Regions from separate parts of the Homo sapiens genome. Here region 2 is linked to region 1. Evidence: read pairs that join two places in POLR2A ChIA-PET (ENCODE). Cell type or tissue: PC-9. All regions are shown on one strand.

What was found. Peaks named below come from ENCODE experiments on the same cell type or tissue, not always from the same donor. Only the 100,000 strongest peaks of a DNase experiment are listed, where the experiment ranks them.
Region 2: POLR2A ChIA-PET joins it to region 1 with 36 read pairs; 2 of 35 experiments call an interaction of 5 or more read pairs at or near these places.

What each region holds. Positions count from the first base shown.
Region 1 is chr16:30,489,814-30,494,813 of GRCh38, forward strand. ITGAL (integrin subunit alpha L) reads left to right here. Exons shown (of 31, transcript NM_002209.3): 12 at 4,399-4,550; 13 at 4,900-5,000. Among named protein-coding and RNA genes, the nearest start is that of ITGAL-AS1, 7.2 kb to the right of the region's middle. In PC-9, no CTCF peak of the experiment used is centred here; a DNase peak (open chromatin) is centred at 2,298.
Region 2 is chr16:30,754,474-30,759,473 of GRCh38, forward strand. It overlaps PHKG2 (phosphorylase kinase catalytic subunit gamma 2), which reads left to right. Exons shown (of 10, transcript NM_000294.3): 7 at 1,709-1,799; 8 at 1,894-2,047; 9 at 2,117-2,242; 10 at 2,331-5,000. The coding sequence ends at 2,624. CFAP119 (cilia and flagella associated protein 119) reads right to left here. Exons shown (of 9, transcript NM_001014979.3): 6 at 4,869-4,985; 7 at 4,705-4,774; 8 at 4,539-4,628; 9 at 2,950-3,181. The coding sequence ends at 3,003. Among named protein-coding and RNA genes, the nearest start is that of CFAP119, 5.1 kb to the right of the region's middle. RefSeq lists an enhancer at 4,450-4,549. In PC-9, no CTCF peak of the experiment used is centred here; no DNase peak of the experiment used is centred here.

The DNA of each region.
Region 1 (5,000 bases):
TAGTCCCAGCTCTTCTGGAGGCTGAGGCAGGAGAAACGTTTGAACCTGAGAGGAGGAGGTTGCAGTGAGTGGAGATCACGCAGCTGCGCACCAGTCTGGGCAAAAGAGCAAGACTCTGTCTCAACAAACAGGGCCGAGCACAGTGGCTGACACCTGTAATCCCAGCACTTTGGGAGGCTGAGGCAGGTGAATCACCTGAGGTCAGGAGTTCGAGACCAGCCTGGCCAACATGGCAAAACCCCATCTCTACTAAAAATACAAAAATTAGTCGGGCATGATGGCGGGTGCCTTTAATTCCAGCTACTCAGGGGGCTGAGGCAGGAGAATCGCTTGAACCCAGGAGGCGGAGGTTGCAGTGAACTGAGGATCATGCCACTGCACTCCAGCCAAGATGACAGAGCGAGACTCCGTCTTAAAAAAAAAAAAAAAAAAAAGGCCTTTTATATGCAAACCAGCCAATTCCGAGCCCATATCCTCAGCCACCTCCTTTGTCTAATCCTTACACAATAAGCCGATAGTTCCTCTGCCCTAAATCAGCTCAGAGCCAGGCATCAGTCAACCAGAGGCCACCGCTATAGCCCAGAGCCAGCCAAAATTATTCAAACTGTGCAATCCTAAACTTGCTTGAACTTGCCAACCTAGCTCGCCACCCTTCCTTGTGGAAACCACAAGAAGAGCTCTGGGCCATGCTCTTCCCTGGCTCCTCCTGCCTCTTCACTAATGTAGTGTTTCCCTCTCTGGCCCTGCATGGCATCCAGTGCCTACTCCCTCTTGGAACTGTGGCTAGTAAACTTCTTTCAATGACAGTGACTCTCTGTATCATCAGTCACACCTATATATTAAATCCCAGGCACATTTTAAAACAACCTGCCTTATTAGTAAGAGGACTGGCCACTCCTTTTTAAGGCTTCCTCCTCTTGAATTGTCCAAGAGCACCTGAGGTCAAGAGTTCAAGACCAGCCTGGCCAACATGGTGAAACCCCGTCTCTACTAAAAACACAAAAAAATTAGCTGGACGTGGTGACACGCACCTGTAGTCCCAGCTACTTGGGAGGCTGAGGCAGGAGAATCACTTGAACCTGGGAGGCGGAAGTTACAGTGAGCCGAGATTGCACTACTGCACTCCAGCCTGGGTGACAGAGAGAGACTTTGTCTCAAAAAAAAAAAAAAAATTAGTTGGGCATGGTTGTGCATGCCTGTGGTCCCAGCTACTTGGGAGGCTGAGATGGGAGGATCACTTGAGCCTGGGAGGTTAAGGTTGCAGTGAAAAAAAAAAAAGAAGAAATGACTCTAAAATTTAATCTCTAGCTGGGTGTGGTGGCTCACACTGTAATCCCAGCACTTTGGGAAGCTGAGGCTGGCAGATCATTTGAGGTCAGGAGTTCGAGACCAGCTTGGCCAACATGGTGAAAGTCCGTCTCTATAAAAATGCAAAAAATTAGCCAGGCATGGTGGCATGCACCTGTAATCCCAGCTACTCGGGAGGCTGAGGTAGGAGAATCTCTTGAACTCTGGAGGTACAGGTTGCAGTGAGCCGAGATCGTACCACTGCAGTCCAGCCTGGGTGACAGAGCAAAACTCTGTCTCAAAAAAAAAGAAAAAAGAAAAAAAGTTTAATCTCTAGTTAGACACCCACCCCACTATACACACACATAAATATATACATATATGTGGATAGATAAATAAACAGAATCCTGAGTGTCTACTATGCTACTTATCCTTCAGATCTCAGTTTAGCTATCACTAGTGTAGCACTAAGCATTTTATATACATGTCTTATTTAACTCTCAAAACACACCCCATGAGATTGGTACTGTTCCTTTTTTTTTTCTTTAGACATAGGGTCTCACTTTGTCACCTAGGCTGGAGTGCAGTGGCACCATCTTGGCTCACTGCTGCCTTGACCTCCTGGCTTTGAGCAATCCCCCTTCCTCAGCCTCCCAAAGTGCTGAGGTTATAGCCGTGAGCCACAATGTCCAGCCTCTTCCCTTTTTGTAGATGAGAAAACTGAGGCACAGAGGCATGAAGCAATTTACTTAACTACTACACAGCTAGGAAGCAGTAGCACTAGGATTTAAACCTTGTCTCATGGAGTTCAAGAATTTGGAGTTCTTAACCCTTGTGCTTCCAGACTCCATACGACAATAGGGAAGCGGTTCCGTCTCTTCACTCTTCCTTCCATGTGCTGTAGGGCCTTGGACAGCTCTGTTTTCTTCACTCACTTTCAACTGCTCTGCACAGAGACCATCAGATGGGGTCAGTGACTCATCTCAGAGGATTCTTGCTGGTGGCTCTTGGCTCTAGCCCAATCTTGGGTCCAATTTCCTGCAGTGTTTCCTCGAACATTCAATAGAGGTTGTCCTGGTATCTTAGAGGAAAGAACCTCATTACAGGAAGTTGAAGATGAAGACAGCCTGACACTGACATGATATCTTTTTTTTCTTTTTTTTTTTTTTTGAGACTGAGTCTCTCTGTCGCCCAGGCTGGAGTGAAGTGGCGCGATCTTAGCTCACTGCAACCTCCACCTCCCAGGTTCAACTGATTCTCTTGCCTCAGCCTCCTGAGTAGCCGGGACTACAGGTGCCCGCCACCACGCCCAGCTAATTTTTTGTATTTTTAGTAGTGATGGGGTTTCACCATGTTGACCAGGCTGGTCTCAAACTCCTGACCTCAGGTGATCCACCCGCCTTGGGCTCCCAGAGTGCTGGGATTACAGGCGTGTGCCACCGCTCCCGGCCAACATGGTATCTTTTTTTTTTTTGAGACGGAGTCTTGCTCTGTCACCCAGGCTGGAGTGCAGAGGCGCTATCTCAGCTCACTGCAAGCTCCGCCTCCTGGGTTCACGCCATTCTCCTGCCTCAGCCTCTCGAGTAGCTGGGACTACAGGTGCCCGCCACCATGCCCAGCTAATTTTTTGTATTTTTAGTAGAGACGGGGTTTCACCGTGGTCTCGATCTCCTGACCTCGTGATCCGCCTGCCTCGGTCTCCCAAACTGCTGGGATTACAGGCGTGAGCCACCGCGCCCGGCAACATGATATCTTTAAGCATGAAAATTTTTCAAGTTTCCTGCTTTATTTTATTTTGTTAGAGACAGGGTCTCACTCTGTCACCCAGGCTAGAGTGTAATGGCACCATCGTAGTTCAAGGCAGCCTTGAACTCCTGGGTTCAAGCAATCCTTTTGCCTCTCAGCCTCTCTAGTACCTGGGATCACAGGTGTGCATCACCACACCTGGCTAGTTTTTGTAATTTTTTGTAGAGACGGGGTCTCACTATGTTTCCCAGGCTGGTCTCAAACTTCTGGCCTAAGTGATCCTCCTACCTCGGCTTCCCAAAATGTTAGGATTACAGGTGTGAGCCACTGCACTTGGCCCAGACATGCTTTATTTTTAATATCCATGCCAACTTTGCATTCTTCTGACTAATATATACCATTTTATTTTATTTTATTTTATTTTATTTTATTTTATTTATTTATTTATTTTGAGACGGAGTCTCGCTCTGTCGCCCGGGCTGGAGTGTAGTAGCGAAATCTCAGCTCGCTTCAAGCTCCCCCTCCCAGGTTCACATTCTCCTGTCTCAGCCTCCCAAGTAGCTGGGACTACAGGCGCCTACCACCACGTCCAGCTAATTTTTTGTATTTTTAGTAGAGACGGCGTTTCACCGTGTTAGCCACGATGGTCTCGATCTCCTGACCTTGTGATCCACCTGCCTCGGCCTCCCAAAGCGCTGGGATTACAGGCGTGAGCCACCGCACCTGGACTCCCATTTTAATTTATTATTTAAGAAAAAAGAGGCCGGGCACAGTGGCTTATGCCTGTAACCCCAGCACTTTGGGAGGCTGAGGTGGGTGGATCACCTGAGGCCAGGAGTTTGAGACCATCCTGGCCAACATGGCAAAACCCTGTTTCTACTAAAAATACAAAAAATTATCTGGGTGTGGTGGCTGGGCGCCTGTAATCCCAGCTATTTGGGAGGTTGAGGCAGGAGAATTGCTTGAACCCGGGAGGCGGAGGTTGCAGTGAGCTGAGATCACGCCATTGCATTCCAGCCTGGGCAAGAGAGCGAGACTCTGTCTCTAAAAAAGAAGAAAGAATGGAGTCTTCCTTACTAATCCTCAGGTAAACTGAGGCTCAGAAGAGGCTCCACGCTCCACTTGTTGTGCATAGCTGCTTTTCCCTGGGTGTGCATGTCACCCACAGTTGAAGACATGCCATCCCCAAGATGGCAGGATTTGTTTGGCTGGGAGCACATGGATGCTTTTCTCAGGAGAAGGTCTTCAGCTGTTTCCATGCATCTCTGCTACTAACCCAATTCCCTGGGGCCCCTGCCCCTCTCCTGCTGGGTGTTCTTCCAGCATCCTGTGTTCCTAACTCCACACCCCACACACTTTCCTCAGGTTACACCGTGACCTGGCTGCCCTCCCGGCAAAAGACTTCGTTGCTGGCCTCGGGAGCCCCTCGATACCAGCACATGGGCCGAGTGCTGCTGTTCCAAGAGCCACAGGGCGGAGGACACTGGAGCCAGGTCCAGACAATCCATGGGACCCAGGTGCGCCCAGTCCGAGGGCATCTGCAGACCAGGGACTGGCGGGACACACATCACACTCCCTTCTGTCCTTTGAATGCTCATCCACTTACCATGTGGCAGCCCCTGTGCTAAACATGATCACATTTATCCCTCATAACACACAGAGGTAAGCCCTGTCATCTCCCTCTCTAGTTTAAGAAACTGAACCTCAAAGAGCCCACCTTGTCTTAACGCACATAGACTAGGGGTGGATCCAAGATTGGAACCTGCATTTGAGGGAGTGGCACAAGATGAACACGGTACAGGTATCTCCCTGCCAACCCCTGCTGTTCCCACAGGCGCTTCCCCAAACACCTGCCTCTCCCCACAGATTGGCTCTTATTTCGGTGGGGAGCTGTGTGGCGTCGACGTGGACCAAGATGGGGAGACAGAGCTGCTGCTGATTGGTGCCCCACTGTTCTATGGGGAGCA
Region 2 (5,000 bases), 260 kb after region 1:
CTTTATATGGCTTATTCCCCTAAATCCTCTCCACAGCCCTGTGTGACAGACAGTATTTGTGTCTCTTTTTTTATAGATTGGCTCAAAGAGGTGAGATGACTGCTCTAGGGTCCTAATGCTAGGATTTGAACTTGGACAGTCTGACTCCAGAGTTAATACTCTTAACCTGTGGACCCACATGTCTGGTGGATGTTGTACTTTAAAACCCTTTGGCTTCCACATGTACTTTTCCCGTTTGTGGAATCATCTTTGCCTCTGCCCACTGCATCCTCTCCTTGGCTTGGGTAATTCAGGCTTCACTTTAAACCTCCAGGGCAGCTTAGGTCCCCTTGCTTTCTGTTCTCCCATCTTCTTCATTCACAACACGTCTTACTGTATTGTTATTTCTCACTTGCCTTCAGGTAGACAGTGAGCTCGGTAAGGGCTCATCTCATTTGCCACTTGGCAAATCAGTGCAACTTGGCATTCAAGAAATACTTGGTGTAGGAATGAATTTCCCAACAAAGTCAGTTTCAATTCGGGGCTGTTAAAATCTCCTGGAAGTGTGCCATGGAACAAGGTTCAGAAAGTACTGGAAGAATTGGTGCCCGAGTGGTAGAACAAACTAAAAATACAGACTTGAGCCAAGCGTGGTGGCACGCATCTGTCACCCCAGCTACTCGGGAGGCTGAAGGAGGAGGCTCACTTGAGCCTAGGAGCCCAAGGCTACAATGAGCTGTGATAGTGCCACCACACTCCAGCCTGTGTGACATAGCGACCCTGTCTCTAAAAATAAATAAATATAAAAATACAGACTTGGATAAAGTTTTGGAGGGCTCTGGACTTTAGAACTGTAGATTTGATCATGTGTCATGATGTGGAATCAGGGAAGGGTTTTAAACAAAGGACTTACCCATTATGTGCTTTAAGAAATCCCATAGCTCGCCGGGCGCGGTAGCTCACGCCTGTAATCCCAGCACTTTGGGAGCCCGAGGTGGGCGGATCACGAGTCAGGAGTTCAAGACCAGCCTGGCCAACACGGTGAAAGCCTGTCTCTACTAAAGATTCAAAAAATTAGCCAGGCGTGGTGGCACGTGCCTGTAATCCCAGCTACTCGGGAGACTGAGGCAGGAGAATCGCTTGAACCCAGGAGGCGGAGGTTACATTGAGCCGAGATCATGCCATTGTACACCAGACTAGGCGACAGGGCAAGACTCCATCTCCAAAAAAAAAAGAAAAGAAATTCCTTATCTCCACTTCTTCCCCTTGGGTTGAGTGATAGTTGGAGATTATAGGAGGAGGAAGAGGTTTGGGCAGATAGGAATGCAGAAAATTTTTTTTTGCGTATGTATTATGATGTATGTAAAAATACATAATCTTTCCATATGCATTATGATATATATAAAACTAAGGTAACAAGTTGTGAGGAGTGGGTAGGTTGGCTTGGATAGTGGGTAGGTAGGGTTGGAGGAGGCAAATGATATGGTGGAACAAGGACCTTGAAATCAATCCAAAACCCAGGTTTTCCTAGGAAGGCCACCAGGAGCCATGGTGAGCCAACTGTTGCGCAGGGATAGTGCCTCAGCAGGAGACTTGGCAGAAGGCAGACAGAAGGAAGATGGGAACACTGGTAGTCCTGGCAGCGTTGAGGAGGCTCCAGCAGAGATCCAGTGCTAAGGGCCCTAGAGGGGCTGGTGGCATCCCCTCAATCTTGGTCCTCTCTCCCCAGAGTTGTGTGGGACCCCAGGGTATCTAGCGCCAGAGATCCTTAAATGCTCCATGGATGAAACCCACCCAGGCTATGGCAAGGAGGTCGACCTGTGAGTTCCTGGTCTCCCCCTCCCTCCCGTGCTTGCTGTCCTTTGCTGGGTCTGCCCGTCACCTAGTCCCGCCTGACTCCAGTCTCTTTCCCAGCTGGGCCTGTGGGGTGATCTTGTTCACACTCCTGGCTGGCTCGCCACCCTTCTGGCACCGGCGGCAGATCCTGATGTTACGCATGATCATGGAGGGCCAGTACCAGTTCAGTTCCCCCGAGTGGGATGACCGTTCCAGCACTGTCAAAGACCTGGTGAGCGGGGGCTGAGAGGACAGTAGGGGAGGCCCAAGAGCTGCCCCTCATGCTCTGGGTCTCTCCTAGATCTCCAGGCTGCTGCAGGTGGATCCTGAGGCACGCCTGACAGCTGAGCAGGCCCTACAGCACCCCTTCTTTGAGCGTTGTGAAGGCAGCCAACCCTGGAACCTCACCCCCCGCCAGCGGTTCCGGGTAAGCCTGAGTGTATCAGGGTCTGGGCCCGTTTCTCTGTCCCATGATCTTTCCCCTGCACTAGAGCTCACCCTGCCCCCCTTCCCAGGTGGCAGTGTGGACAGTGCTGGCTGCTGGACGAGTGGCCCTAAGCACCCATCGTGTACGGCCACTGACCAAGAATGCACTGTTGAGGGACCCTTATGCGCTGCGGTCAGTGCGGCACCTCATCGACAACTGTGCCTTCCGGCTCTACGGGCACTGGGTAAAGAAAGGGGAGCAGCAGAACCGGGCGGCTCTCTTTCAGCACCGGCCCCCTGGGCCTTTTCCCATCATGGGCCCTGAAGAGGAGGGAGACTCTGCTGCTATAACTGAGGATGAGGCCGTGCTTGTGCTGGGCTAGGACCTCAACCCCAGGGATTCCCAGGAAGCAGAACTCTCCAGAAGAAGGGTTTTGATCATTCCAGCTCCTCTGGGCTCTGGCCTCTGGCCTCAGGCCCACTAATGATCCTGCTACCCTCTTGAAGACCAGCCCGGTACCTCTCTCCCCACTGGCCAGGACTCTGAGATCAGAGCTGGGGTGGAAGGGAGCCATTCTGAACGCCACGCCTGGCCCGGTCAGTGCTGCATGCACTGCATATGAAATAAAATCTGCTACACGCCAGGGAGAACAGGTGTCCTGTGTCTGTCTGGCTTGGGCAGGAAAGCCCAGAAGGTGCTCAGCAGGGTGCAGGGATGGTGCCATTCTGGCCCAGACCTTTATTGGGGAAAATGTTGGGGGTCACTTGGTCTTGCTCTTGCCTTTACCCGGAGGTAGCTGGAAGGGCCGCTCTAGTGCAGTCAACTTGCTGCTGAGCCTTTCCTCGCTGGCCTTGAGCCGCTCCTCCACCAGCCCCTGGAGCTGCTCCAGCTCTTTGTTCACTTGGGTCTTGATGTAGGCTCGGAGGACGTGGATGTGGCCTGCAGGGGCAGGGAAGAAGGGGCAGGGTGAGGAGAGATGCTGTCTGGCAATGGGGGGATGGTCCCTAGTTGGGCAAACAGTCCCCAAATTTCCCCTGGTGGGGATATAGAGGTAGCAATGTTGTTTCCCTTTAGGAAATGTTAGCAAGCCCTTGTGTGAGAGGTAGTTGGGTAGGGTGGCTATGCTGGACTTTGCAGCTTCAAATTCTGATCCCTACTCAGTAGCTGTGTGACCTTAGGCAGGTTATTTAACCTATCTGTGCCTCAGTTTCCTTGTATGAAATGTGGATAGTGATACCTAGCACATAGGATTGAGGGAGGATTAAATGAGTTAATTTATGTAAAATGCTTAGAGCAGGGCATGCACTGCACACCTATTGCCAAGTATGTGCTGGCTGTTATTGTCATTGGCTTTCTCTTTTTTTTTTTTTTTTTGAGATGGAGTCTTGCTTTATCCCCCAGGCTGGAGTGCAGTGGCAGCGATCTCAGCTCACTGCAAGCTCTGCCTCCCAGGTTCATGCCATTCTCCTGCCTCAGCCTCCCAGTAGCTGGGACTACAGGCACCCGCCACCACGCCCGGCTAACTTTTTGTATTTTTAGTAGAGACGGGGTTTCACAGTGTTAGCCAGGATGGACTCGATCTCCTGACCTCGTGATCCGCCTGCCTCAGCCTCCCAAAGTGCTGGGATTACAGTTGTGAGCCACTGCACCTGGCCTGTTCTTTGTTTTTTTTTAACTCTTAAGTTCTGGGATACGAGCAGAACATGCAGGTTTGCTACGTAGGTATACATGGGCCATGGTGGTTTGCTTTACCCATCAACCCATCATATAGGTTTTAAGCCACCGTCATTGGCTTTCTAATGATCATTTCTCTGGAGCCACTTCAGCTGTGCTTTTTGTTTGTTTGTTTGTTTGTTTTGAGACAGAGTCTTGCTCTGTTGCCCAGGCTGGAGTGCAGTGGCCAGATCTTGGCTCACTGCAGTCTCCACCTCCTGGGTTCATGCAGTTCTCCTGCCTCAGCCTCCTGAGTAGCTGGGACTACAAGCGCGCACCACCATGCCTGGCTATTTTTTGTATTTTAGTAGATAGGGGGTTTCACGGTGTTGCCCAGGCTGGTCGCGAACTCCTGAGCTCAGGCAATCCGCCTGCCTCAGATTGTGCTGGGATTACAGGTGTGAGCCACCACGCCTGGCCTGCAGCTGTGCTTTTATCTGTCATCTTGGACTTCTGCATAAGGGATCATTTAGAGAAAGGACTCTGACTAAAAACAAAAAGTCTGAAGTCCTGATGTCATCCAAACCCTTCATTCTACACCTGCTCAGAGGGACAGGGCAGCCTGCCCTCTCCAGATCCTCACTTGGCTCTGGCTCTGGTGGGGCCACTGTCTCTAGTTCCTCTTTCTGCGGGGTAACTGCCTGCTCCTCCATCTCCTTGCTTTCTTCTTTCTCTGCAAACCAGAAGCAGGAAGAGACTGTGGCCCCAGGCCTGGCCCAGCCCAGCCCTGCCCTGGCACTCTCCCTTACCCGTCTCACTCTCTGGCCACAGTTTGGGTGGCTGTAGCCCCATGTAAGTCAAAGACAGATCCAGCCGCACCTGGGAAGCAAGGCAGAGGGAGGCTGAAAGGAGTGCACCTGTGCTGAGGGGAGGGGCGGTTGAGGGTGGCTCCTCATGGTCCACCACCCCCTACCTGGGGTGTGAAGACGTATTTATAGAGCTTGAAGTGGCGGAAGTAAGTGTTGACCACGTAGTCTTCCAAGGCCAGCAGCTGTTCCTCTTTGAAGAGGTCGATGCTGAAAGGAGGCCGCTGTGGTGGTGACTC